7 separate regions of the Homo sapiens genome follow, and regions 2, 3, 4, 5, 6 and 7 are each linked to region 1. A link is an interaction called in ENCODE POLR2A ChIA-PET data of the cell type or tissue named here. Cell type or tissue: MCF 10A. All regions are shown on one strand.

The links. Peaks named below come from ENCODE experiments on the same cell type or tissue, not always from the same donor. Only the 100,000 strongest peaks of a DNase experiment are listed, where the experiment ranks them.
Region 2: POLR2A ChIA-PET joins it to region 1 with 6 read pairs; 2 of 35 experiments call an interaction of 5 or more read pairs at or near these places.
Region 3: POLR2A ChIA-PET joins it to region 1 with 8 read pairs; 2 of 35 experiments call an interaction of 5 or more read pairs at or near these places.
Region 4: POLR2A ChIA-PET joins it to region 1 with 7 read pairs; 2 of 35 experiments call an interaction of 5 or more read pairs at or near these places.
Region 5: POLR2A ChIA-PET joins it to region 1 with 5 read pairs; 1 of 35 experiments calls an interaction of 5 or more read pairs at or near these places.
Region 6: POLR2A ChIA-PET joins it to region 1 with 8 read pairs; 4 of 35 experiments call an interaction of 5 or more read pairs at or near these places.
Region 7: POLR2A ChIA-PET joins it to region 1 with 5 read pairs; 2 of 35 experiments call an interaction of 5 or more read pairs at or near these places.

What each region holds. Positions count from the first base shown.
Region 1 is chr2:28,376,552-28,380,551 of GRCh38, forward strand. It overlaps LOC105374383 (a long non-coding RNA gene), which reads left to right and starts at 804. Exons shown (of 3, transcript XR_939876.3): 1 at 804-889. RefSeq lists enhancers at 3,360-3,860, 3,861-4,000. In MCF 10A, no CTCF peak of the experiment used is centred here; DNase peaks (open chromatin) are centred at 1,020, 1,600 and 1,920.
Region 2 is chr2:28,002,355-28,006,354 of GRCh38, forward strand. All of the region lies in intron 4 of BABAM2 (BRISC and BRCA1 A complex member 2), which reads left to right. Among named protein-coding and RNA genes, the nearest start is that of MIR4263, 8.0 kb to the left of the region's middle. In MCF 10A, no CTCF peak of the experiment used is centred here; a DNase peak (open chromatin) is centred at 1,937.
Region 3 is chr2:27,807,963-27,811,962 of GRCh38, forward strand. All of the region lies in intron 7 of RBKS (ribokinase), which reads right to left. Among named protein-coding and RNA genes, the nearest start is that of MRPL33, 38 kb to the left of the region's middle. In MCF 10A, no CTCF peak of the experiment used is centred here; a DNase peak (open chromatin) is centred at 2,169.
Region 4 is chr2:27,715,361-27,719,360 of GRCh38, forward strand. It overlaps LINC01460 (long intergenic non-protein coding RNA 1460), which reads right to left and starts at 372. Exons shown (of 2, transcript NR_135200.1): 1 at 224-372. LOC105374378 (a long non-coding RNA gene) reads left to right here and starts at 763. Exons shown (of 3, transcript NR_160725.1): 1 at 763-1,372; 2 at 1,487-1,658. RefSeq lists a silencer at 59-468 and enhancers at 662-1,176, 1,177-1,690. In MCF 10A, no CTCF peak of the experiment used is centred here; a DNase peak (open chromatin) is centred at 1,921.
Region 5 is chr2:27,733,558-27,737,557 of GRCh38, forward strand. The region is part of intron 2 of LOC105374378 (a long non-coding RNA gene); the gene reads left to right. Among named protein-coding and RNA genes, the nearest start is that of LINC01460, 20 kb to the left of the region's middle. RefSeq lists a silencer at 2,109-2,278. In MCF 10A, no CTCF peak of the experiment used is centred here; a DNase peak (open chromatin) is centred at 2,174.
Region 6 is chr2:28,294,655-28,298,654 of GRCh38, forward strand. BABAM2 (BRISC and BRCA1 A complex member 2) reads left to right here. Exons shown (of 12, transcript NM_199191.3): 11 at 3,684-3,837. Among named protein-coding and RNA genes, the nearest start is that of BABAM2-AS2, 14 kb to the right of the region's middle. In MCF 10A, no CTCF peak of the experiment used is centred here; no DNase peak of the experiment used is centred here.
Region 7 is chr2:28,324,582-28,328,581 of GRCh38, forward strand. All of the region lies in intron 11 of BABAM2 (BRISC and BRCA1 A complex member 2), which reads left to right. Among named protein-coding and RNA genes, the nearest start is that of BABAM2-AS2, 16 kb to the left of the region's middle. In MCF 10A, no CTCF peak of the experiment used is centred here; a DNase peak (open chromatin) is centred at 1,650.

The DNA of each region.
Region 1 (4,000 bases):
CATGAAGTAATCCTGAGGGGGCTTGTGAAGCCCAAGGAAAGATATGCAGGGGGTGGCAAGATGAGCTTTTCTTGGCCAGGGAGAGAGCATGCAGGGAACACAGCACTTACAGAATGAAATGGGGGCGGTGCACGTAGCATTTTCTTTTGGGGACAATGCTAAAAGCTCTATTACAGTTTTCCTCACAGCCTGCCCAGCCTTGATAGAAGTAATATCTCATGTCTGTGTAGCCTTTTACCTAAGTGAGCAACAGGCTTTCTCTCCTACGTTATGTCTTTCCATTCCCCTGGACACCTCAGGGAACAGGTATAGTACCCTCAATTTACGGACGGGGAGACTGAGGCTCAGAAAGATGCAGTAATCTGCTGGAGGACACACAGGTAGTAAGGGGCAAACCCAGGCCTCGAAGCCAGCAGGCCCTTTGAGACATGCTTCTCTAGAAAGTTTCACCCCATGGAGTCCTTCCTGGGACCAGTACAAGGCAGGTCCGTCCTAGTGGTTGGGAGTGTGGTCACCACGTGCCTGCGTTGAGGGTCTGGATCACAGAGCCCACTTTCTGGATCCTTTTCCTCCTCTCGAGGGCCCCAGGAGGGTGGGCAAGGTCTCTTGGAATGGGGGGGCCTGGCCCCACGTGCGAGGTGAGGGCAGAGTGGGCGAGGTCCCTTGGGGTGGGAGGCCTGGCCCTCCTGACGGTGAGGGCAGGGTGCGGCCAGCAGTAGTTGGGAGGTGCGGGAGGCTCCTGCTCGCTGGCTGGGCAGGGTGGGGCAGGGCGGGGCAGGCACTGGGAACAGGGTGACCTGGACACCGCGACCTGCGATCATTGAACGAGGCACGCAGCGGTGGTGGTGGAGATAGGGAGACCCTCTGTGCCGGGGGGACCCTCACCAAGGTGGGCACCCTCTGAGCCTCCCGCCCCGCTAGCTTCCCCTTGGCCACCTCTAGGCAGCTTCCAGCAAGGATGTTCCTTCTCCCTCCCAACAGGCCCTCACCTGGAGCCTGCTCGGACCTGCCCTCTCCACAAAGCATGGTAGCAACTCCCTGGGGCAGAAAGTGTCTCTTCTGAAAGCAAGACAAGAGTTTAATGAAGCCCTAAACGCGCACAGTTGAGCCTGAAATTAGGGTGGTGAAGGGAGGGGAAGAAGGCAGTTGAGGACATGGGGGCTTCAGCCCAGCCCTGCCCCAGCTGAGCAAAGCAACCTGCAAGCAAACATTTGCAGAGCCCGAGGGCTTGGTTACAAAACATTTCTGACCTAGAAAGGGGAGAATGCCACGTTCCCTTCCCCCCAGACTCAGGTTTGGGGAGTGGTGTTGGGGTTTGGGGTTAATTTGGAAAGGGGGAACCAACAGGTAAAGAGAGGCCACCTCTGAAGGTGGATGCCTGGGTCTCTGAGGGTGTGGGGGGAAGCATGGGTCTGCCCGGACTGAAGCTGGGCAGGTGGGAACCCTCCCCACCCTGAGAGGGAGGGAAGGAGGGAGGACACTGAGGGCTGCTGGGCTCTAGGTAAGCCAGTCAGACTGCACACACAGGTGTGCCAGGGCTGGGACTCCTGCCCAGGACACCCAGCACCGCTCTACCAGGTGGGCAAAGCTCATTCTGCTCCCCAAAGAGGAAGGGAGTGGCCAGCCCTGAAGGGAGTGGCCAGCCCTGATTGACACAACCAGCTGGGCTCCTGGCTTTAGGGACAAAGCAACTGAGACTTGCTTTTACCAATGGTTGCAGGCATCTGGACAACTGGCAGTGTTGAAGGGAGCACTGGCCTCAGCCCCTCTCTATCCTGTCCCCAGGTCTCCCCAAAATGCTGCTGAGACATTCAAACCGCAGCCTCCTCCTTTACCTGGTAATTGATCCTCTTTTGCCCTGCAACTTGGGTTTGGTCTTAATTTGCCAGGCACTAAAGGCAAGAAGAGACGGGCAGGAGGGCGTGTTATCGCTTGTCTCCGGGCACAGAGGCTGTTGCAACAGAGCTCCTGAGTGCGTGTAAGAGTGCACGCGTGTAGCAGAGGAAGGGAACAGGCTGCACATGGGGTGGAGGATGGGTGCCAGCTTTCCTCCCTTGTGTGTGCCTATGGCAGGGGGAGGGTCACTGGGCTGATTTCTGTCCCTGAGGCAGGAGACCCCAGGACACAAAACAGACCCAGCAAGGCCTCTGTAGCTGCAGCCGGTGCCTGAGCTGCTCAGCCTCCCTGTGCTGACTGACACTGACTGAAGCTGGTCTCATAGCCCAACTCGTAGCTTCTCAGCCAGTCTTGACTGGCACCTGCCTGGCAGCCCATTGACCACTTAGTGGAGATGGTATGACACCCTGGGGGCTAGAAGCTGGTTGTAGGTTCTTTGACTTTAAGGGACTATCTTCTAAAGAGGCCAAAGTAGGCACCTTTGCTGGTGGCTCTGGCAGAGCTGCGGAAGCAGCAGCTCAAGTTCTGCCTTGAAGCTGAGTCCATTTGCTTTCCCCCTTCCCGGGACAGACGCGGAATCCTACCACAGTTATCCCATCACCGAATCAAAGGTATCATGGGGGGTGACGACCAGTGGGCAGGGGGTCAGAAGAGGCCCTGGGATCACTCAGTGCAGACTCCTTCGCCGCCTTCCTCCTCAGCACCCCTACCTCTCTTGGTTTCCTGTGGCTGCTATAACAGAGGACCACAAACTTGGTGGTTTAAAATAACAGACTCTTCCTCTTTCACAGTTCTGGAGGCCAGAAGTCGGAAATCAAGGTGTCGGCAGGGCCTCGCTCCCTCTGGAGGCCCTAGGGAGATCCATTCCTCATCACTTCCAGCTTCTGGAGCTGTCAGCATTCTTTAGCTTGTCCCTGCATCTGTCTCTGCTCTGTCTTTGTGAGGCCTTCTCTGTGTGCGTCATCTCCCTCTACCCCACTCTTATAAGGATACTTCCTGTTGAATTGTGGGTCTGCCCAGATAATCCAAGAATCCAAGATGATCTCCTCCTCTCAAGATTCTTAACCTCCTTACATCTGCAAAGACCCTTTTTCCAAATAAGCTCACATTCACACGTTCCCGGGATCTGGACACAGACCTATCTTTTTGGGAGACCACCATTCAACCTGCTATACCATTCAGTGGTTGGTAGGTTGTGGCTTAGACCCCTCTAGTGATGGGCGGCTCACTACTGCATGAGTTGGCTCCATCTATGTCCAAACAGGTCTAATTATTTTAAAGTTCTTACTTGGGTGGAGCTGAAATTTTGCTCAACAGGAACTTTTACCCACTGGCCTTAGTTCTGGTCTTCAGAGTACATACATCTAAATAAATAAACCCTCCAATCCCACCACCTCTGCCCCTGATTACAAGGCAAAAACAAAATGAGAAAAAGGATGAATGGGCTTAGTTTTGATACCAGGGAAAATGCAGAGACTCCGGTCTCCCTGGTGGCCCTGTCCCTAGGACTTTGTGCCTGTTTCCTCGCCGTAACACCAGAGAGTGGCCGAATCACCGTTTCATGGGATGCTTTTGAGAAATGCATCCTGGAGAGTCCCAATTTGCACTGGTACATTAAAGGCTCTGAGAAGTCCTAAGTAAAGAAATCCACTTAACCCCAATATTTTCCAAACTTATTTGAAAATACAGTGCTTTTATCCACTACCATCTTCTATCACCTTGCAAAACTTCCTCACTCTTTGGGGAAATGCTTTCAGTGATGCCTCGGGGTCTTTTCCAGCTTTCACAATCTGTTTAGGTCAAACCTAATCGTTCATGTGCTCAGATGCCCATCCCTAGCGCTGTTGTTAAGCATTTTGCTGGAGGTAACAAATAATCTGGAAAATTAGAGGCCCCTGCCCCAAGCCACAGACAGCCAGGGTGAGGCTGTGGGCGATGGCCTCCGCCTAGGGGCCCTGGGCCTCTCTAGCTCCTACCTGGCACTACAGGAAGCGGAGGGCCCCTGTGGGAGGAAGCCAGGGAAGTAAGGAGTATTTCTGTTGCTCTGTCCCCTGGAGATCCAGACCTTGTCTCAACTTCAGACTCAGCACTGCTCAGCCATCCT
Region 2 (4,000 bases), 370 kb before region 1:
GGGGAATAGAATGTGCTGATGAGCTTAGCTTTGTACATGTGCTCCATCTGTTTCACAGATGTTGATTTTGTGATTGTTATTAATTAAGGTATTCATTTTTGTTTTGTGAACTTGTCCATATATTTGTTATATTTTGCAATAAAGTTTTTTTTAAAAAAGCTAAATATATTCAGTATATAAATATTAATCAATGTAATTACTCAGATTCAGGTAGTCCACTTAATCCTAAGATGGCTATCTACAAAGAAATTTACTCCTAGACACATCATGGCAAATTACAGAAAACCAAAGACAAGGAGAAAAATCTAAAAAAAGAAACCAGAGAAAACAAAAGAGCAACCATTAGATTGTTAGCTGACTTCTTAATAGCATTAATGAAAGAGAGAATACAGTTTAGTGATATATTTAATGTGATAAACTAAACAACTGTTTAAAATCCTATACCTAGCAAAAAGATGATTGACTAATTTAAGTGAAATAAATCCATTTTCAAGTAAACAAAAGCAGAGACTTCATCATTAGCAAACCTTTGCTAATTCTTCAGGGAGATGAAAGACAAAAATCTCAGGTGGAAGATAGAGATGCGGAAAGGAGTAAACGGCCACAAAATATAATAAAGGGAGCCAGTAGCTAAAGAGGGTATAAAATTATAAATCATCTAGAGGGTGTTTTAGCTAGAATTGTTTTATACATTTTGGTGATTATTAGGATTTATGTTCCCAATATACTTCATGTAGGCAAATACTAGAATTATGTGACTTCTTGGTGTTTACTGATTTGGGAGTGGGGAAGTGAGTGACTGTAGGGTGAAAAAAGAAAATGACATTAAAGCTTTGTTTTGCAAGTAGATAATTTAGTGTTGACCATGTCTGCCATCCTGCTTTCTACATTTCTCTTCTTGTATTGCTGTGTGGTGCTGTGATTATTTCATGGGGAAATCAGGAATGTATTGATTGCTGGATCCTAGCTCCCAGAGATTTCAATTTATTTATTTAGTCTGGGGTAGAACCTGGGCATCAGTGGTTTTAGAAAGTCAATTCTAAGGCTGGGCAACATGGCAAAACCTTGTCACTACAAAAAACAAAAATTAGCCAGGCATGGTGGTGCGCACCTGTAATTGCACTACTTGGGAGGCTAAAGTGGGAGAATCGTTTGAGCCTGGGAGGTTGAGGCTGCAGTGAGCTGAGATTGTACCACAGCACTCCAGCTTGAGCGACAGAGTGAGACCCTGTCTCAAAAACAACAAACAAACAAAGCCAATTCTAGTGTTATAGCCAGAGTCGAGAACTACAGGTATTGAAAATGAACATGGGCGAGACAGATCTGAACTCTAGATTTAGTTTTATTGATTACTAGGTGGATTATGCAGGATCTATGTATTTATTTATTGATAAAACTGATAAGTACCTGTCTCACAAGGCCATTTTAGGGAATAAAGACAGTAATATTTGAATGTAAAAATGGAAAGAAAACCAGAGGTGTGGAGGCCAAAATGACCAAGGACAACATATAATCATTACCAGAGAGAGCTTAGCACATGGATGTATTTTCAAAGAAGCCCTAAGTTTACCTTTGTAATTGAAGCAGTTTGTTTTGATTTTTGTACTTATCTTTCAACTCATATAGCAATGAGGTTTTGTGCTTAATGAAGTCTTTAGGATTGGGATTGCTCTGCTGTACTTGGGTTATCTACAAGAATGGGCACATTACAGAGGAAGAGTCTCATAAATTTTGAACCTGGTTCTAATATATGTTTTCTCCAACATTTTTAAAAAGCAAAAAAAAAAAAAACACTTAGCCATTAAAAAACATTTTTCAGAGAAATTATCTACATCCTGCTGAGAATTTTATGCCAAACTGCAGCCCCCACACAAGCTTTGGAGAGCCAAGATATTTAAACCTGTAAAGGAAAACGCCAGCTCAGCCCTTACACTGGTTTGATGTAATCCTTTAACCACAGAATGGTTTCTAGCCTTGAATTGACAATGACTCAGTAGACCTTGTATACGTTTTAAGAATGTTTTTAAGTAGGTAGGATTACAAAAATAGAAGTACAACATTATTATGAACAAAACATTCAACACATTGAATACAGTTTCTTGAATCTGTTTCAAGAACATTTATGAAGAAACCAGATTGAAAAATAAAGTCTGGATTATTATAGAATTTTCAAAAGAAGGACAGCTAATTACTTATAGTATCTAAAATAGTCTACCAGAGGTTATCAGTCACTTTTTAAAATCAAAGGAGGTGGTTCTTTAGGAGGTTAAAAAATTAATTTGCACAAACACTAATTGACATAACAATTACATATAATTTGTGTGTTTAAAGATACTTTTTTTTTTTTTTTGGTTAAGATATGGGGTCTCTGTTGCCTAGGCTGGAAGTGTGGCGGCACAATCACAGCTCACTGCTGCCTCGACTTCCTGGGCTTAGGTGATCCCACCTCAGCCTCCTGAGTAGCTGGGACCACACTTCCATGCCTGGCTTAAAAATACATTTTAAAAAGACTTATTTATTTTAGTAATTTGAAGATGTTTCCAAGGTTAACATGAACTTTAGCCTAGTTAGCGCCTCTGGGAATTATTTTTAAAAAGCAAAATGTGTCTCAATGAGATTTGACTTTAATTTAAAACTAATTTAATGTACTAGTTAACCATTTATTTTACTTTCAACTACTATCTAGGTTCTACTCCAAATTCAGTAAATCTATACAGATTAAATTAAAAAGCATTTTCAAGTTGGGAAAAGAGATAACTATTTCAAACTTTTGAGTTTATATATTTTTATTGATATATAAATAGAACTGAATAGAAATACTTTTGGAATGAGCTATAGATTTATTTTATGTATGTATCTTGTCTAGTTCATAGTGAATACATCATAGACAACCTTAGCTGTGTTTTACTGAATTAGAAAATCTGTCATAGTGATTGTCAACCTTTTAATACTAAACACAAATAATTGAAATACTGTCTGTTAATCTAAGGATTTTGACTTCCTGAAGAGAGCTTTAAGTCCATTTCTTATGTTTTGTTAGTATTTTTTGGACTTTTTAATTTGTAATTATTAAATTTGAGATAAAAATTTTTGTGCTGTTTTGCAGCATGCCCTGTGAAAATTTTCTTTTTCAAGGAAACAATGCATTTTAAAATGTTTGTAACATTTAGAATAAAGGACTAAGGGTGTTTTGAAAATTGATAAATTTTTAAGCCAGATTAAACAATTAAGATTAATTGCATACCTTCTTTAACTTTTAGCTTCATGTCATGGCTATAAATTTGTAAGTAGCCATTTTAGAAATCCAATTATAATTCTTAGGTATAATTTTCAGAAATCAAAACAACAAAATTAATTACAACTGTAGAATTTCCTTATTTGAAAAACTTTCTATTTTGGGGTATTGTATAATGAATCCCCATGGATCTCGTTTCAATAATTGCCACGTCATAATCTTGTTTCATCTATACTCCTATTCACTTACTGCCTAGTAGCATTGTAGTTTGAAGCAAACCCCACATATTATGACACTTCATCTGTAAATATTTCAGTATAATATGCAAAAATATAAATCTTTTAAAAAGCATAACCAAAATACCATTATCTTATCTAAACAAATTGACAGTAATTCCCTAGCATCATCAAATAACCAGTCATTGTTCAAATTCCTAATTGTTTGAATTAAGATCTATGCATTGTGATTGTTATGTCAAGTCTTTTTAAGTTACTGGTTTTCTCCATCTTTTTTTTCCCCTTTTTTGCAATTTATAGCTGCAGAAACAGGGCCATTTGTCCTAGAAAATTACCACAGACTAGATTTTGCTGATTGTATCTCTGTGGTATAGTTTAACATGTTCCTTTCTTCCTCTGCAGTTCATATAAATTGGTAGTTGGATATATGTCCCAAATTTCTTGTACCTTAAATTACTTGGTACATAGTCACAAACCAAAAGTAACCCTGGTTTCCCCTACCATCCTGGTTTCTAAATTTTGTGAAATA
Region 3 (4,000 bases), 570 kb before region 1:
TTACATTAAACTCTCCCTGTACTCCTCTCTAATTTACAGCAAATGCTGACACAAATTGGTATGCCTTCTCTTCTTTGACATCAGTGTTTCTCTTGAATTATGTATTTCTATCTGGAATGAGGTTTATGAGGCTAAAGCCTTCTTTCATTAAGATAGGTGAGAACAGAGAAGGATCAATAAGCGGTTGAGTGCAAAATCAAAGTAAGGTGGGGCTAAGATATGCTCAGGGCAGCACTTCACTGCCCAAAGTGACCATAAGTGGTATTACGAATGACACTGATCTTCTGAATTTCAATACATTGATTATATTTCAACTACTATAAAACAAGAAAAACTCTATTAACTTTCATCCCAGAACTGCCAGATTCTTCCTTTATTGGTACCCTACAAGTATTTAGTAACCATTTTTAAGAAAGAGTACAGATAATCATAGTAACTGCATCACTTGGATTCCATCTAAAATTGAGTCAAAGACAAAAGAAATCCCCTGCCTGATGCAGTGTGTCTCAGCCATCTCAGTCTTCACACAGGTTGAGGTGCTTGGTTGTGGTGCTCAACCTACCTCACAGGTTGGTGCCATGGACAGATCTGGCCCCACTATTGTTGACAAATGGCTCCCAGTCCAAGTCAGCCATTAGTTCATATTGACAGAGGCCACTGGCTGGCTCCATCTGGGGCCTGACCGTGTCTCAGGGTCCATTCTCAGCTTTGTTAGTTTGTGATGGGCTCTGGGCTGGCTGGTCAGACCAGGACTGAAGTGGAGCATTTTGACGAAGGTGTTTTGAGATAACATTTGTAAAAAATGTAGATATACTGTCTTGTATTGCCAAATAATATACAGAACAGACATGCCTGATCCTTTCCCTTTTCTATACCTCATTCCACCCTCGGCCCAAGCCTGAGCCTCACCCTCTAGGTAATCTTCAGCCATCTCTGAAAACTCTTCCATTTTTAATCTTTACCTATCACCCACTTCACCCCAGGAATGGGAACTGGAGATAAAATGAAACTCTTTGTTTTTTCACATTTCTTGATAATTTAAAAGAGAACATTTTCTGTTTTGCTTATAATAATGTAAAAATTGTCCCTGAGTCAATATGGGCACATTAATGCAGCTCAACCATAATGTTCTTTGGCTGAAACTGGCTGTGCCCAGCAGCCTTATGGTGATGTGGCTTACGCACTGGCACACCCCTTGTTTGGCCAGCCTGAGGAACATGTGAAGGACACTGTCACCCTGAGAGTGGGCTTGGGCCAGGAGCCCATTGGGCTGCTCTAGCCTCTCTTCAAGTTCAGGGGCAGGTGCTGCTCCCAGCCATGGCCCTCACCGCTCTGCTGGCTGGCAAGCTGCTGAGAAGAATGGCCTGTGGAGGCTGAAAATTGCTGAAAACCCCATTCTGCCCAAAATGTTTGCGGTGGGTTAATTTATTCTATAATTTAAAGAATTCCATGTTAATGAAAGAGAAGTGGAATCCTGAGAGCGAGCTAAAAATGGAATTAAAAAGGGCCCATTCTTCAGGCAATATTAATGAGAGCTTTGTATATATATTGGTGAGTAAATCGCAATTAAAACTAAAATGTCTGTTAGTGATTCACTGAGTTCTAAAGGTTGGCCTTTTGCCTTTTGTGGTCAGCAATCCCCTTTTTTTTGTGACCCCACTATTCTAGACAGAAAACAGTTAATCCAATAGGACTTAGTATCTTACAAAAGACTCGCTAAAATATTTTCTGCTAAATGTTCATCTTCTAACAGCTGCTTTTTTATTTCAGTGAGAGGTACTTGAAATAAAATCATTGTTCTCCAAGAAAAATGCATGCTAAATAATACAGAGCTACCAGATTATTAAACAGCAAAGGCATTTCATAATATTAGCACCAACCACAGGTTCCACTTCTGCTGATGCACAAAATTTTGAGTAATTAGTCATTGCACAATGTTGTATTTATATTCATTTTTGCTCGAGCTGTTAGGCCACAAAATCAGTAGGCAGTTGCTGTTATAAAAGGATTCTCTGGGTTATTTATAATGTTTCTGCTTCTTCACACTTGCTGCTTCACTCTTGGGTCTTGAGCCAGGTCTACACTGTGAAAATGAAGGAAGGAACTGAGCAATTGTTCTGTGAATCTAACTGCATTGAAAGCTGGTGTGGATGATTCACAACCAACTGTGTATGTCTTGGCTGGTGCACCTGGTATATTTGTCTACACAACCCAAATTCGTCATATACTGGCTGATTTGTCACTTTATCAGGGAAGGATGCATAGTTACGTGAAGGCTGTGTTTCTACCAGGAATAAGCTAGTGTCTAAGGCACAGGTGGTAGGGCAAGTATCTGAACTAGCATTATGTTGCAAAAGAGTTACCTTCAAATGTCAGTTACTTTAAATGAAGGATTGATTTCTGCTCCAAATGCTTGCCTGTTACACAGATCATTCATTCCCTAGAAGGCAGGCATACTGGATGGAAGGGCATTTACCGGATGGAAGGGCATTTATGGATCACCTGAGATTTTAATTTTATTTTTTGTAAGTTATACAGGCATCTTTCTGTGCTATCTGCAGAGAATCACTGATGACAGGAACTCTTTCTAGTGGGAGTAGGTTTTAGCCTTTATGTGAGTCGGAGTAAAAAATATGCTGAAAACCACTCAGACTGACAGAATGATCTGTTTGTTTCAACTATGAAATAACCATCTTAGTTATCGCCCCACTGCCCCCACTTTTTTTAAGGAAATGAACTATCTTTATGTCATCTGAATTCCCATGAGCTCTCAAACCCACTTCTCAGCATCCCCATTTCCACTTCCCTAGTCCAGGCTGCCACCATCTCTCACCCAGATCAATACGACAGTCTCTGGACTGTTCTCCCTGACTCCAGTCTTGTAAACTCCAATTTATTCTTCACACAGCAGCCATATTAATCTTTTTATAAAGTATAAATCTGATCAAATGTATCCCTTGCTTAAATGGCTCCCCATTGCCCTCAGAAGTGTGAATTCTCAGAAGTGGCAAAGGAAGCCCTTTACAACCCAACCCTGCCACCTCTCCACTTCATCCTTAACTCTCCTTTGTACTCAGGTCTTTCCAAATGGAACTATTTGAAGCAGCACAAATATGCCATGCTCCCTTTAGCTGCTTCATGAGCTGCTGCCTCTGCCTGAGTGCCACTTTACCAAGCTGCCTCTGCCTTATCCTTCAGCTCAGCTCCTTCCCTTACCCTCTCAAACAGCTTCCCTGGGCTCCTCAGGCTAGGTGGGCCCCCTCCACTGCATCACCATGGGACTTCTCATTCTAGCTGTATGGACTATGCACTCTTCTAGATTCCAAGCTCTTTGTGGCCAGGGACTGTCTTATTATGCCAGTGTGTCCCTGGCATACCAGTGTATATCCACTGTGTGGCATGTGGAAAATTCAGAGTGTGCTGAATAAGAAAGTGTACAGTGGGATGTGCCTCATTCCATTTTGCCATTCTTTCCAATAGAATATTTCCTATTTCTTAAGGAACTGTTTTCAGTTCTAGAGGCTGCTTTTGTATCATTAGTCTTGGAACTCCCACGATGCTCTGAGAATAAGATGAAAGGCAGCCTGAGGACCTTGACTGTGATCACTGCCTGTGAAGAAACCCAATTTAGGCTTCTCTTTGTAGCAATGTTGTAGCCTAGAGATCTGAAAACTCTCCTTCTACAAGATACTCAGAACTCTGGGATAAAACAGAAGCCTTATTACTATTAATATATCTAAAAAATAGAAATAAGATTTTCCCAGAGTCCAAAAACAAAGAGAGTTCTAAAAACTAGCACGGCAAGAGCATAAACTATGGCCATCCAAGCAGTTTGCTGGTCCGGGTAATCATGGGGCTTGGGTTTTAATGGCCATGTTTGGACAAAAGGTGGGTTTCAAGCAAAGTGGAGTGCTGGAACTAAGACTCCTACAGAAAAGATGAACCAGGAAAAAAAAATTCCACCACTGGCTCAGAGAAACAGCAACAAATCCTGTCACTG
Region 4 (4,000 bases), 660 kb before region 1:
GTCCCCGTCACTTTTTCTAAATCTTTGCCTAGAAATCCCTCGTGCTGGACTCTTTCACCCTGCACGGGGGAGAAGCCCTCCTCCCGGGAGCCTGTTTGGGGGGCAGGCCTGGCCGAGTGGCTCCGTGAAGACGCAGGCGCGGCCGGAGGGCGCGGGGCTCGGGCAGGATCGCGCCGCCGGGCCGGGAGGGGGCTGCGGGCGCGCGGCGGATGTCACGGCTTACCTCAGAGCCCAAATTAGAAGGCTGAAAAAATCACAGCAGGAAATAATGTGCTGCCTAAAATAGAAGCATCAACTGGGAGAGAGGCCGGGGAGTAGGTGGCATCTGAGGCTCCCGCCGCGTCCTCCCCAGCGGCTGCCTGACGCTGCATCGGAGGCGCGTGGGTGGCGCCCGGCCAGAGGGGCCCAGAGGCCGGGGCGGCCCGGGGCGGGAGGAGGCGAGAGCAGGGCACCCTCCCTCCGCCCCCTCCCCCCTCCCCACACCCCTTCCCTCTTCCTCTCTTTCCCTCCCCTACGGCCCCCACCTCCCCCCACCCCGACCCGCTCCCCCGACACCTGGGCTGGTCCTCCCGGATCCACTCCTCTCCCACACTCCCTCACCTCCCCCCTCCCTCCCCCTGCCCACGCCCCACATACCTGGGCTCCTGCCCCTTCCACCCCTCTCTGCTCCCTCCCTGCCCCCTTCCCTTCCTCCCCTCCCCTTTATCTCACCTTCACCCCCTTTCCTCCTACACCCCTTCCGTGTCCCCACCCCCTGCCCTCAGTCCTCCTTCCTCCTCTTCCCCACATCCCACCTCTCCTTTCCCCCTCCTTGTAGGCCCTCTTTCTCCTCAGCCCCCCTCCCCCCGCCTTTAGTCTCCTACCTCCCCTACAGCCTCCTGCCCCCGCCTCCTCACAGCCCCCTACTTACCCTACTGCCTCCCTCCTGGGGCCCTTTCCTCCCCAAGGGCCCCTCTGTTTTCTCCCATTCCAGCCCCTGACCAGGCCCTGCTCCTCTGCTGGGGTCGGCCCCGCACAGTAAGCTGCCTGGGAGCCCTCATTGCCTTCCTGGGCAACCCGGCCAAAGGCCCCCCGAGCAGCTGCAGCCCTGGAGGTCAGCCTCACCCTGGCAGACCGCAGGGGCCCCTCCTCACCGCCGACCTCTGCACCTTCACCCGTTTGCCTGGTGTCTGAGGAAGGGCCCGCAGGAAGAGCATTCCTTTCCCAGGGTCTTCCTCAGGAGGGATGAGAGGAAGCAAAAGCTTGGTCTGCAAACGGGCTGGTCCTCCCGACGGCCACATCCGCAGGAATGACCCTCAGAGGGGCTCCCCAACTGGCTGGGAGATTCGTCCAGCTGGGCGCTCTGCTACACAGCCCCGTCAAGGGCAAACAGGCATGTACTTAAATGATAAGGGGCGGCCCTTACAGAGCGTGTATATGTGCATATTAGCTCCTTCAAGCCTCACAGCTCCGTAAGCTAGGCACTGTTATTATCCCCATATTATAGATGACAAAACTGAGACACAAAAGATGAATCAGCTTGGCAGTGTTCACAGAGCCAGCGTGTGGAAAAGCCAGAATCCAGACCCAGACCCGAACTGCAGCGTCCCGGCTCTTACCCCTAACCAGCCAGTGCCTCTCAGCTTAGTGCTCTTCCACCCGGCTTTTCTTTCTAAAAAGTGAGTTTCGTCTTTGTTGTTTGTTTGTTTTTGTTTTTTTCTGAAAGTAAGCATGAAGCATTACAGGTGCTTGGAGATTTTCAGTTTTTAAAAATCTGATATTTTTACTTCTCTGGGTGTTTCCCCTGCCAGCTGTTGCTCTCCTGAAAACCGTCTCGCTCATTTTTGCCGGTTCCCAGTGCTGTGCGTCCTCATCGCATTGGTTCGTGCTCCAGGGCCCTGCCCACGCACATATGTGCTGCACTCCTTCCCTCCTGCCTCCTGCCTCTGTGTTGCCCTGGGGCTAACAGCTTATGACTTGCCAAACAGAATCATAAGGAGAGGTGTGTGGCTGATGTGGCATCACGCAGGCTTGGAAAGGCCACTTGTTATTGGGATAAGCAGTAGGAAATAGTGGCTGAGATTGTGAGTAGGGGAGTAGAGGCCTCCACAGACTAAAAGAAATGTCAGAATAAAATAATAATATAGCTAATATTCATGAATACTTACTAAATGCAAGGCTTTGTGCTAAGTATTTTCCAGGAATTATTTCACTTAAGTGACATAATAACCCTATGACATTGATATCATCAGCATTTGACAGAAAACTCAGGGTCATGTAAGGTTTAGAGCTGAGATTCTGATGCACTTAACCAGCATGTTCACTGCAAACGAAAATTGGTGTGCTGGTTTCTGTGTTTGTCTCCAAAATGGAAATATCTTTGTCATTTGGCAAACTATAAAAGTAATAGGTGTTCATTGTGAAAGATGAAAACAACACAGAAGTATATATAGTAAAATATAGAAGTCTTTCTCTGATAAGCCCCCTCTTCATAGACTTTAATACATATGTACATTTTAAGATACCTGATATCATACCATCATATTCTTCAGTGGATATCCTGACATGGCAGGGCACACCTGATGATTATTTCCAGAATTCTAGCGATGGAATTGGTGGGTCAGAAGGTATAAACATTTTGGTCACATGTTGAAATGGAGAAGTTATTGTTCTATTTAAAGCCATCATATACTGTTGCCCAGGTTGGACCGCAGTGGCGTGATCTTGACTCACTGCAACCTCCCCGTCCTGGGTTCAAGCAATTCTCCTGCCTCAGCCTCCCGAGTAGCTGGGATTACAGGCACATGTCACCTAATTTTTGTATTTTTAATAGAGACAGGGTTTCACCATGTTGGCCAGGATGGTCTCAAACTCCTGATCTCAAGCGATCTGCCCACCTTGGCCTCCCAAAGTGCTGGGATTACAGGCGTGAGCCACTGTACTCAGCTTAATTAGTACAGTCTTAAGGCAATTTGTTAACATGTACCAAGAGACTTTAAAATGTTCCCACCTTTTACTTCATAGCAATTCCATTTATGGAAGTCTCTCTACCCCAGGGAAATAAATAAATGAAAACAGCAATATTTAGCATTATGATAGCCATATTTGGGGCATCGCTTAAATGTCCTCCAATAAGGAAATGGTTAAGTAAGTCATGAAAAAAATTAAGAACATTTCCTTGCTGGAATATTATATAGTGATTAAAATGATGGTTACAAAGTGCAAAAATGTGGTGGAAGTTCTTAGAACATAAAGTCAAATTTAAAAAGTAATATACAAAATTATATATATTGTATGATTACAGCTGTGTGAACAGAATTTGTAAAGGAATAGTAGCAAAATGATATCAATGGTTATGTTAGTATATTGAGATTAATGTGGTTTTTCTTTTTTTTTTTTTTTTTTCTGAGACAGAGTCTTGCTCTGTCACCCAGACTGGAGTGCATTGGTGCAATATCAGCTCACTGCAACCTCCACCTCCTGGGTTTAAGAGATTCAGCTGCCTCAGCCTCCTGAGTAGCTTGGACTACAGGTGCATGCCACCACGCCCAGCTAATTTTTGTATTTTTAGTAGAGATGGGGTTTCACCATGTTGGCCAGTCTGGTCTTGAACTCCTGACCTCAGGTGATCCGCCTGCCTTGGCCTCCCAAAGTGCTGGGATTACAGGCATGAGCCATAGCACCCGGCTGTTTTTCTTTTTTATTCTCCAATGTGGTTTGTTTATTTGTTTACTTGTTTGTTTATTTATTTATTTATTTATTTTTATTTTTGGGACAGAGTCTCACTCTGTCGCCCAGGCTGGAGTGCAGTGGTGCGATCTCGGCTCACTGCAACCTCCGCCTTCCAGGTTCAAGTGATTCTCCTGCCTCAGCCTCCCGAGTAGCTGGGATTACAGGCACCCGCAACCACACCCAGCTAATTTTTTGTATCTTTAGTAGAGACAGGAGTTCACCATCTTGGCCAGGCTGGTCTCGAACTCCTGACCTCATGATCTGCCCACTCGGCCTCCCAAAGTGCTGG
Region 5 (4,000 bases), 640 kb before region 1:
GGAGGCCTCAGGAAACTTATAATCATGGCAGAAGGGGAAGCAAACACGTCCTTCTTCACATGGCGGCAGCAAGGAGAAGTGCCAACCAAAAGGGGGAAAAGCCCCTTATAAAACCATCAGATCTCGTGAGAACTCACTCACTATCATGAGAACAGCATGAGGGTAACTGCCCCCATGATTAAATTGCCTCCCACTGGGTCTCTCCCATGATATGTGGGGATTATGGGAACTACAATTCAAGATGAGATTTGGTTGGGGACAAACCATATCACTCAGGACAGATACAAGAATAGTACAATTAATTTCTGAATATCCTTTCCCCAGTTTCAATAGTCATTAATGTTTTGCCACATTTGCTTTATCAATCACTTTCTCTTTTTGTCTGTCTACATAAATACATATTATTATTATTATTATTATAACAGCTTTGTTGAGATACAAGTCATATACCATATATGCAACCATTACCACACAGCAAATTTTAGAATATTTTCATCACCTAAAAAAGAAACTCTGGGCCAGGCGTGGTGGCTTATACCTGTAATCATCCCAGCACCTTGGGGGGCCAAGGTGGGGGGGAATTGCTTGAGCCCAGGAGTTCGAGACCAGCCTGGGCAACAAGGCAAGACCCTATCTTTATAAAAAATAAATTAGCCAGGTGTGGTGGCATGTGCCTTTGGTCCCATCTCCTGGGGAGGCTGAGGCAGGAGGATCCCAGGAGGTTGAGGCTGCAGTGAGCCATGATTGCACCACTGCACTCCAGCCTGGGTGACAGAGTGAGACCCTATCTCAAAAAAAGAAAAACAAACCAAAAAACAAAACCCTGTACCTCTTTTAGCTATCACCTCCCTAAACCCAATTCACCTCAGCCCTAAGCAACCACTAACCTACTCTCTGTCTTTATAGACTATAATATGTAGTCTCTATATAGACAGAATAGACTACAATGTCTATTCTGGACATTGCATATAAACACAGTCATATAATCTGTAGTCTTTAGTGACTCACTTTTTTCACTTAGCATAATGTTTTCAAGATTCGTCCATTTGTAGCATGTATCAGCCCTTCATTCATTTTTATGGCTTTATTACAGTCTAATATATGGATGTATCTCATTGTGGCTATCCATTCATCACTTGATGGACATGGGGTTGTTTCTGTATTTTGACTATTATGATTAATGCTGCTATGAACATTCCCGTACAAGTTTTTGTGTGGACATATGTTTCATTTCTCTGGGACATACACCTAGGAGCGGAATTTCTGGGCCATACAATAGCCATATGCTTAATTGTTTGGGGAATAATAATGTACTTATATTTTATTTCTGAACCATTTTGAGGTGAAGTTGCAGACATGTCCCTTTATCCCTAAATACTTCAGAGAAGCCAAACCAAGGACATTCTTTTTCATAACCACGTTTCAATGATCCAATTCAGGAAATTTAACATTGATACAATATTACTGTTATATAATCCACATGCAAATTTTGCCAATTATGTCCTTAACAGCAATTTCCCCCCCATCCAAGATGCAAGCTGGGATCACGCACTGCATCTAGTTGTTCTGTCTCTTTCCTTTCCTTCGGTCTGGTGCAGTTCCTCAGCCCTTCTTCATCTTTGTGTAGTTTTGTGAAATGTCTCTCAGTTTAGGTTTATCTGATGTTTGGATGGATGAGTTTCAAGGCTTGTCCATGTAGTGGGCACTGAGGTCCAGTCGTGTAGCTGCCCAGGCAGAGGAGGAGACTTGGCTCGGCAGGAGCCCTGACCCCTTCCAACCCCACCGCGATTGCACCGCGCTCTGCAGCGAAGGGACGGGCCGCAGACCCAGACCCAGGGCTGAGCCCGGCAGTGGAAAGTGCCCCACCTGGACACCTGGAGGGTTTACTGGGAAGTGCCAAGAGAAAGAAAGGGGTTGTGCGGGAGCTTCGTTCACGCCCTTTCCCAGGAACAGCTCAGGGGCCTGGAGGGCGCGGGAGTGTGTCCCCAGGCCGGGCCGTGGGCAAGCACTTCCCATCGCGGCACCGAGGGCTCCCGGACCTCGCCAACCCGAGCCGCCCGGGAAAGGCTGCAGCGCGTCGCCGGGATATCCGGGAAGGGCGGGCGCGGGGGAGACCAGCAGGCCGGTGCTGGGAAGGCGCTGCCCCTTCTGGGAAGGGCCTTGATGCAAGGGCACACCCCCATGCCCGCGCCCTGCACCCCCGCTTCCGGCAGCCCCGGCGGGGCTCTCGGGAAGGCGCGGGGCGGGGGCGGCTGATTCTAATCCGAGGCCCAAGATGGAGATTGGGCGCCGGGAGGCGGCTGGCTTCACTGGGTCCTGGCCCTGAGCCGGTTTGCTGGGCTGGGCCTACCAAAGGCCCCACCAACTTTTGCAAGAAGACTTTTCTGGGTGCTCCCTCAACATTATTGATTGAGAAGAGCCCCAGATAATCTGCCATCCTACCGCACAGCTGCCAACTTCCACCTGAGGCAGCGGTGGTTGGGCTGTTCGTTGTTCATTCGTTCATTCATTTTGTGGCTGCAGGTATCTGCCTGCTCCCCACCTTTCCCCCTCCCTGTTGGGGAAGAGGCTCAGTAGGGCTTCCAGGTAACAGTCCTGTACCTAACCTGCTTCTGCTGAGAACACCTGTCCTCATAGTGCCACCCGACCTGCCCTCCCTCAGCCCCAGGGCCTTGAATTCTGGCCACCCCAGGACTGAGCTGGCCTCTGCCCACTTTACAATGAGGGCGACAGACACCAGGGGGAAAGGCAGGGCCTTAGGGAGCTAGCCAGGAAGAGGTAGAATGGGGAGAGGAGGAAGGCACCAGGCAGGGACCAGGCCAAGAGCGCTGCAGGAATGTCATAGTCATCCGAGTTTGCACCCTGACAGTCTGCAGATATGCGTTGTTCTGTCCTCACAGGCTTTTGAAAATTGGAAAAGTTCACATAAAAATCCAGATATCTGATTTTTCTTGACAAATAAAAGGATCTGCCAACACCAAGCTTGCATTCCTGTGGCAGCCAGGACTGAATCAGGAACCTTCCCTGGACCTGGCAGTGGCCACACACCCCTTCTTATTGTTTAAACTTTCTGCACTAGCTCCATTACTTGCCTCTTCCCCAAGGGCACCTGTGAGCTCACTCAATCCTCACCATACCCTGTGAGGTCAGGAACCCGATTCCATTTTGTACAGAAAGAAAGCAAGGTGAGAGGTCAACCACCTCGCCCAAGGTCACAGCCAGAGAGAGGTAGGGCTGGGATTCTCCCCCAGGTTATCTGCTCCCTGGATGATGCTCTCTTCACTCTGCTGTACTGTTTCCTTGTGGGAGATCCGGTGTCTTCAGCAGCAGCTGGGTGGACGGCAGATGTAGACAGCAAATGGAAAGCCCTTGGCCATCGTAGTCTGGGGCTTTCTAGGCCACCACAGAGTCCTGAGCTGGGCTACACAGCTCTTGGCTGAGGCTCTGGAGTGGTGCCACCGAAGTGTGGAGCAAGAAGGTTCGGTCCATGGTCCCACAGTAAACTCAGGCAGGCGAAAGGACATGGGCACCTCTGTGTGGGGGTGTTGGCCTCTAGTCAATTAAGGGGTGCTCTTTCTTCGTTGCTTCTCTCTCTTTGCTGGAAGTGGGCTCCCTCTGCCAGTGTTTTGCTCCATATGGCTTTCTTGCGCCCACATGGGGGCAATTGATGGAGAATAGTGTCAAGATTTTCTTAGTGCATAAATCACAGTACATTACAGTCAGGCTTCCCTGAGCACAGCTCTTTCTGCTCAGTTGTGCGTTCTCCTCCTGGAAAGGTTTGCTAACCCTTTTCCTGATTGGGCTTGTCCAATACTTCTAGCAATTTCTAGAAATGAATCAAAGGGCAGTACCTTACGGTCACAGAGGGTCGGAGGAAGCTAAGGTAACTGCCTTCTAAGAGTAGTTCAGCTGTATATGGTACTCTACAGTTTATAAAACCTTTTCACACTCTTGTGTATTCCTTTGGTTCACACAACTTTAGAGCTGTACAGAGGAGCAA
Region 6 (4,000 bases), 82 kb before region 1:
AATGTGAAGTATTTCTCATAAATATTTTAGTTATTAACTCATTCTTATGCATAGAACATTTTAAAATAAGCCATCATTTTATTGACCATTGACTGATATAGACAGGATACAGCTTAGTTAAGTTGAGCAAGATACTGTATTTTTAAAATTTTATTTTCTCATATGTGAATTGCCAGTTTTATCTCTGAAGTACTCTGACTGTTCCTGCTCCCCTAATAATACATTTACTGTGTGCACTGAGAAAGTATTCAAATTTTAATATTGGCTTCAATTACACTTTGTTAGACAAATCTCCATGGAGAAATAATAATGTAATCAATGCTTTTTGGGGACTGTGGTAGATATCAACATTACCTTGCTGCTGTTTTTTAAAAATCAGAACAACTCACTTGCCCAGGTAGATACATTTCCTTCATATTTTGAATTATTTCTGATGCTAACTGGGCATTTAGGGAGTCAAAGAAGATGGTTCCAAAATAGGTGGGAAAAAATCATTTTTTAGCATATTAAAATATTAATACCAGCAACTCATTTTCTACAAAACAAAATAATAAGAACGAAAATAGAAGGCATTCCAAAACCCGAAAAAGCCAGTAGCTTGAAAATCACATAGCCTGTGGTATTATCTGCATTGCTTTGGATACTGAGTGATGACTGTATTTGCTTTAAATTTATAAATTATTGCAATTGAGTTCTACTGTTTAAAATTGTTGCTTTCTTGTAGGGAAGCTCTCATGGTACTTTTCTGCTGGTAATGATTGCTTTGGAGGTTACTCTCAACCTTGTTTTATATTTGCAAAAGTGTACATAGTATAAAACAACTGAAGTCAAAGTATATGTGAATAGGCTTTTTTTTTTGAGACGGAGTTTTTCTCTTGTTGCTCAAGCCGGAGTCCAGTGGCGCTGTCTCGGCTCACTGCAACATCTCTCTCCAGAGTTCAAGAGATTCTCCTGTCTCAGCCTTCTGAGTAGCTGGGATTACAGGTACGCACCACTATGCCCAGCTAATTTTTTGTATTTTTAGTAGAGACGGGGTTTCACCATGTTGGCCGGGCTGGTCTCGAACTCCTCACCTCAGGTAATCTGCCTGCCTCAGCCTCCCAAAGTACTGGGATTACAGGAGTGAGCCACCGCGCCCAGCCACGAATAGGCCTTTTTAAAAAATTAATCAGAAGAGGCGCGGTGGTTCACGCCTGTAATCCCAGCACTTTGGGAGGCCAAGGTGGGTGGATCATCTGAGGTCAGGAGTTCAAGACCAGCCTGACCAACATGGTGAAATTTGATCTCTACTAAAAATATAAAAAATTAGCCGAACGTGGTGGCAGGCGCCTGTAATCCCGGCTACTTGGGAGACTGAGGCACGAGAATTGCCTGAACCCAGGAGGCAGAGGTTGCAGTGAGCTGAGATCGTGCCATTGCACTCCATCCAGCCTGGGCGACAGAGCGAGACCCTGTCTCAAAAATAAATAAATAAATAAATATTAATCAGAAGAAATGGAAGTAGTAATGAGAAAAGATACAAAGTTAATTTTAGAAAGCAATATTTGTGCAGAGTGACTGAAAACGTTACAGATCATGCTTTGCAATATGCAGGGACTCAAAAGCGATTTCTGAATTGAATTATTGATTTTAATCAGTCTTTCGTATTGTTCCTCTATACTATGAACTCTCTGCTTTGGCACCAACAGACATGTATTCAGACTGCCCTATTGTGGTACTTGAAAAATGTGACTAAAGAGTGGACATTCAAAATCGTGCCCTTTTCTCTGACTGTCGTGTGATTCATCTGTAGAAACCCCCTGCAGCACTGAGTCAGTCATCATCAGAGTCAAGTGCACTCCGAGTCTAAGAGGCCCTCCCAACTGGATGGTTTTTTGATTCTCGGGAGTTTTTTGGCTTCTCCTTAAAAGTCTGCTGCGGACCTAAGTTTTCCTTCAAGAAATCATATTGAGTGCTGAGAGTACCTAGTCCAAGTTGAATGTCACCCCAGACTAGAATAGTGATAGATGTATAATTATCTAGCATGTATTTTTATTTATTTATTTATTTTTAAGACGGAGTCTCACTCTGTTGCCCAGGCTGGAGTGCAGTGGCGCGATCACAGCTCACTGCAGCATCCGCCTCCCGGATTCAAGCGATTCTTCTGCCTCAGACTCCCGGGTAGCTGGGATTATAGGTGCTTGCCACCACGCCTTGCTAATTTTTGTATTTTTAGTAGAGATGAGGTTTCACCATGTTGGCCAGGCTGGTCTTGAACTCCTGACCTCAGGTAATCCACCCACCTCCGCCTCCCAGAGTGCTGGGATTACAGGTGTGAGCCACTGTGCCTGGCCTAATTATCTGGTATGTATTTTTAAATATATCTTCCTCATGTAGCTAAAAAGACGAACCTTATACATACTTCATAATGACAACTTTAGCTTCCTAAATTGTGACATAGTGAATGAGTCGTAAGCAGGTTATGCCAGTGTCCTCTGGAGTAGGAGAAGGCAATGTGGGGCATAGTAGGAGCCGAATGTTTGAATCATGGGACTAGATTTGAGTCTTGCCCCTGCCTGACTATGACATGAGCAAGTTAATATACCTCTTAGAGTCTCTGGTTTGCTCACCTGTTAAATGCAAATGTTGAAGATAATGTCTCTGTCATGGAGTTCTAAGTAACAAATCAGATAACGTGTATAAAGATACCCTGTAAATCTAGAAAATTCTATACTTGTTTTTCTTATTATTTTTATGCTGTTCCTATTCTTTGTCCTAGAAGTGGATAACATTCATACACATATACGTTATATACCTTTAAGAATGTGTTATTGAAACAGTCTGTGTTTTTAATGATGATTTGCCTCAACTAATAACAAGTCAGTTTACTTTTAAAAATTGAGTTAAAGAACCCCAAAATGAAAGATAAAGCATATAACACATGTTAACAGCAAGGATTGGAATTAGCCTGTACTATCACAGCAAACATATTTAGTGCTCAGAGTAGTACCTTATGCGTTCCATTAAGGAACTCCCACTGATTTAGGAGATATAAATATATGTGGTAATGCATATGGAAAAAACTGAAACTGCTGAGTATCAAAATTCACTGCTTGATTGGAAGTAGAGTGATAACTTCATTTTTCCTGGTAGTCTGGTTGCCATATCCTATAAAGTAGAAAGATTATCACCTGCACTCTTACCGCTTCTCCAAATGCATTCTTGAAAAACAGCCTCTGTCCCACTGCCTCCATCAAATTATAGATGTGGAATACATTGCCCAACCCTTGAAGAGTTTATGTTATAATAGACACTTAAAACAGATAGAAAGAGAACTCTGCTATGGAATATTGATCCCGGGAAGTGCTAGAGAGGAATGTCAGATGGTTGCAGGCACCCAAGCATCCTTCCCTAAGCTTCTGTGACCATTTCAAAGCATTCTTACAGCACCTACACATCATGCCTTCTATTGGTGACATTTTCACCCACGTGTGATTTGCCTCTAGATTATAAACTCCTCGAAGATGGAGAAGTCACTTTGTATTTCTTGGTGCCTCTCTATACACCACACCTTTCATCCAAACTGCAAGCAGTATTTGTGGTTCAAATAGAGTTTCGTACCTAACATTCGGATTTAGTCAAAAAAAAAAATCTTAAGATGTGTTTATGCTCTAACTTTCTTTTTCTTTCTTCTGTCTTTGCAGTTGACCTGCCTCTGTTTTTCCCTCGAGACCAGCCAACTCTCACATTTCAGTCCGTTTATCACTTTACCAACAGTGGACAGCTTTACTCCCAGGCCCAAAAAAATTATCCGTACAGCCCCAGATGGGATGGAAATGAAATGGCCAAAAGAGCAAAGTAAGTGAATCTGTCGTTATTTCCAACAGGTAAGAGCATTTTGTTTATCTAGTCCAGGGGTTGGCAAGCTACTGCTTGCAGGTTAGTTCCTGCCCTGTGCATGTTTTTGTAAATAAAGTTTTATAGAAACACAGCAACACCCATTTCTTTACTTATTATCTGT
Region 7 (4,000 bases), 52 kb before region 1:
TGGGCAACATAGTGAGACCCGTAACATAGCAAGACCCCATCTCTACAAAAAAAAAAAAAATTAATTAGCTGGGCGTGGTAGTGCACTCCTGTAGTCCTAGCTACTCGGGAGGCTGAGGCAGGAGGATCACTTGAGCCTTGGAGGTCGAGGCTGCAGTGAGCCAAGATTGCACCACCACACTCCAGCCTGGGTGACAGAGTGCAGACAGAGAGAGACCTTGTCTCAAGAAAGAAAAGAAAAGAAAACTTACTTTCCATCTCTGATCGTAGATTTATTTTTGGCAAAAATAGAATCACCTGCCTGGTAGTAAGCCTGTTAGAAGGAGTAAATATAAAATAATACACATGAAAATAAGTAGCATGATATCTGGCATGTAGTAGGCACCTCCCTTTCCTTATACTCATGGCTTCCAGACTTTTTTTTTTAACCACAATCTACAAGATATTTTACATTTGAATCCAGTATATATAACTAAAACAAAAGTGCCACATACAGTGCACTCTGATTTTATTTCACTTTATTTTAATGCTGCTCAGAACCCACTAAATGGATTTTGTGATCCACTGTTTGAACAAGCCTTCTTTACACCATGTGTGGATATCATTCATCCACGTTGCATATATGCCCTTCCTTTCCTTCCCTCCCTCCCTTTCTGTAACGGAAGCCTGGGGCCGCAGGGCTACCTGCTGTCAGCATGTGCAGGGCCCGAGCTGGTGCAGTGTGGAGTGATCCCTGCAGCCCAGCAGAGCAGATGCATCTCCTCCTCCTGTGCTTGCCCCCAGCCTCTCTACTGCATGATTACAGAAGACTTGTAAGGCCCCCTCCTGCCAGACGTTCTGTCATCTGCCAGCCTGCATGGAACTTCCCCACACCCTACCCCAGCAGAGCCCACCTGAAGTTCCTGTTGTGAGAATTACTCTTGTTACCAAAGGCCATTGTCTCCAGAAGGCCACTGTACCCCAGCAGGGAGAGTGGAGCTTGGACACCCTCTCCCATTGAGTAGTTTCTTCTTTGGGAATTGCTGCTTTTCTGTCTGAAAGCCCAGAGAGCCAGGTGTCTGCGGTGTGATTTCAGCTGTCAGGGGGATAAGGGTGAAGAGAGGAGGGACCATGGCCATCTTGCTGCCCCTCCCCCACATCCTCAAACACCCAGCCAGGGGGGTGAATGTCCCAGAGTGTTGGGTGACCAAAAGCTGTGTCCAAAAGCCAGCATGCAGGGGCCTGAGCACCTGTGGAAGCCATGAGCTCTGGCCTCTGGATGCTGAGATCTGGTGGAAGAAAGTGAACTTACAACCAGGCAAATAACACTTCAAAGCCCTAGAGAGACTCAGGGGAGGGGAAGGTTAGAGGCCTCAAGGAGTTGATCTCCTAAGTGTTCCTGAGGCCCTCCTTTGGGAGTCCTGCACTTTGCTGTGGAGGCTGATGCCTGACCATGCTGCGCACAAACCTCGGAGCACTGTTCCAGCTGGGGTGTGACTTGGGGCCTGGACCCACATTCCAGGTTCAGCTCTGCTGGGTCCCTGGGCACTTCCTCTTTCAGGGTCACCCTTTGGTTTTTCCCCTTTCGATGACTAAAAAGTGGAGGGTAATCTGTGAGCTTGGTGGTGACTCACCACCATCCGACAGGCGGCCCACTTTTCCCAGCAGGTGAGCTGCGTGAGTAGCCCTCCTCCTGGCCGGGACTGTGGTGAGCTCCCTGCACCCCACCCCAGGCAGCCACGTGGCCATCAGCACATCATGGTCTGTGCTGAGCGCCTGCTCTTGCAGCCCTGGGCAGAGTGAGCAGAGGACTCACCATCTGGGCACACCAGGCAGGTGCAGATGGGGAGACAAGATAAACCCAGGGCTGGGGCTCTTCTCTGGGTTCCCAGGCCCCAGGCAGCAGCACATTCCTTAGCCCCCCACACCCACCACCTGGCCTCGTTCCCAGCCCCAGCCCAGCCAGGTGCACCCATCTTCCCAGCCTCTCTCAGTGCCACACAGCCATTCCTGCCTCTCATCAAGCAGGTTATGATGGGCACGGCAGTCTGAGAGGGAGGGGGATGGAGAGGACTGGCTCACGCTCCGCCTACTAGCTCTGGGGCCTCAGGTCAACCCCCTGGGCAGGCAGGCATTCATTTAGCACCAAATTGACATTCATCTTCTGGGAGCTTCTGACAGGGTGAGCACCAAGGGCACTAAGGGTGAACCATCCCCAAATTCTGCCCTCTAGGCACTTACAGGGATGACCTATGCTAACGTGCCATTAGGATACGCAGTGTCACAGGAACCATCCTAACCTCCCGCCCTTAGTCTCCCCTTCCCCTTCCTTGTAATGTTTGACCTCGGCAGTTTCCTTTTTCCTTCTATTAATTACAACATTCTATCATTCTAAAGTATATCTTAAGTAAGCCAAATGCTTGCATTTGAGAAATATTTATTGAGCTGGTGAGTGTTGGACACTATGCTCCAGGCTGGGGATGCAAAGATGGATGAATACGACCCATGGGCTTTGCCCTCAGGGAGCTTCTTCCAGGGTGTGAGAGAATGGTTGGTATGTGTAGATGCGTGCATACATCTGTGATGAACGCCAGAGAAAGAAGCTGGTCCCATGGCCGGTGGAGGCTCAGGAGCCCATTAGGACTACCCTGTCCCTCCCTCCATTTAGCCAGCTGGCCCTCCCTTCTCCTCCTCCTTCTCATCTGCTGCACCAGGGGATGCCAAGGGAGCAGAGATGCCTGCAGCCCGTGGGAGCAAGTCCTGGCCTTTGCAGTTGCAAAAACTGGCTGCAAGCTGCTCCAGCCCCAGAGGAACTGGCCAAGCTCCAGAGGGCCTCCTTGGAGGGCCTCAGAGGGAGAGAGAACTGCTCAGTAATTTTGATCACTTTGGTAAGTATTTAAAAATACCCTGTGATTTAGCAGGAACCAGAATTCATCCCAATACTTTGATGTCTAGAAATGGATCTCAGTCAGTTGTTGTTGAAGTCCTCCTAAAACGGCATTTGATTTAATTCAACACATACTGAGACCACAGTCAGCCTTCTCACAGGCGAGGAGGCCGAGCTGTATAAATTGTAGTCTAGACACCAATCTAAATATCTCAAACGCAAGGCAGACATAGCCCAGCCTGAGGTTGGAGGCCCGGCATGCTGTGGAATCGAGTAGAGGGGAGATTGATTCCAGCTGAGGGCAAGGGCCTCTGCCTGAAGCTGTGAGCATGTGGTACTGTGTTCCCACTGCGATATCAAGCCTTTGCATCTCAAGTTTGTTAATTTCCTTGTTTTGCAAGCTTAGACCCCCTGAAAACAGACCAGGCATGCTCAGGGGTTGGCGCATTTAGCAAGATTGACTGTGTACATGAACCAGTTACAAGCACTTGTTTGTTCCTAAAGCCCACACCCGAGAGCCAGGCTGCCATCGCCCGGGGCATAATTACAAAACAAGCTCCCATCGTGCCAGTCACTCACTCACCAAGGCACCCAGAATTGGATGGCAGTTGTCACAGGGGCCTTTGGAGGGTTTGGGGTGAAGGACATTGAAACAGAAGCAGGTCTCTTTGTAGCCATCCTGTTGTGAGGATGACCCTTTGACACGAGGCCCTTTGACACGAGGCGAGTAACCCCAAGTGAGTCAGAATTTACAGTGGCGGTTCAGGACAATGAGGACAAGGCAAGACCACGAGGCATGATTAGCAGGACTTGTCTTACACTATTTACAGGACTGCTTTGATTTTCAGACCACAATCGGTTTTCATATGACTGATTAAAAACATGTGCCAGTTGAAGTCACAGCTGCAGAAGAAAACTGGAAAAAGCAGTGAGCCTTAGATGTTGGAACTTGCCTCTATTTGCAAAAATGACCTCTGACTTGATTTATGCCCTTGATTTCCTGACAGTGAGGGCTGTGTCCCTGAACCACTTCTCCTACCACACCCCACCCTACCACCACATTGGCCTGACTCTAGCAAACATCATGAGGCTCATCTTACAATTACCCAAAGAAAAGCATGTTTGAATTCCAGAA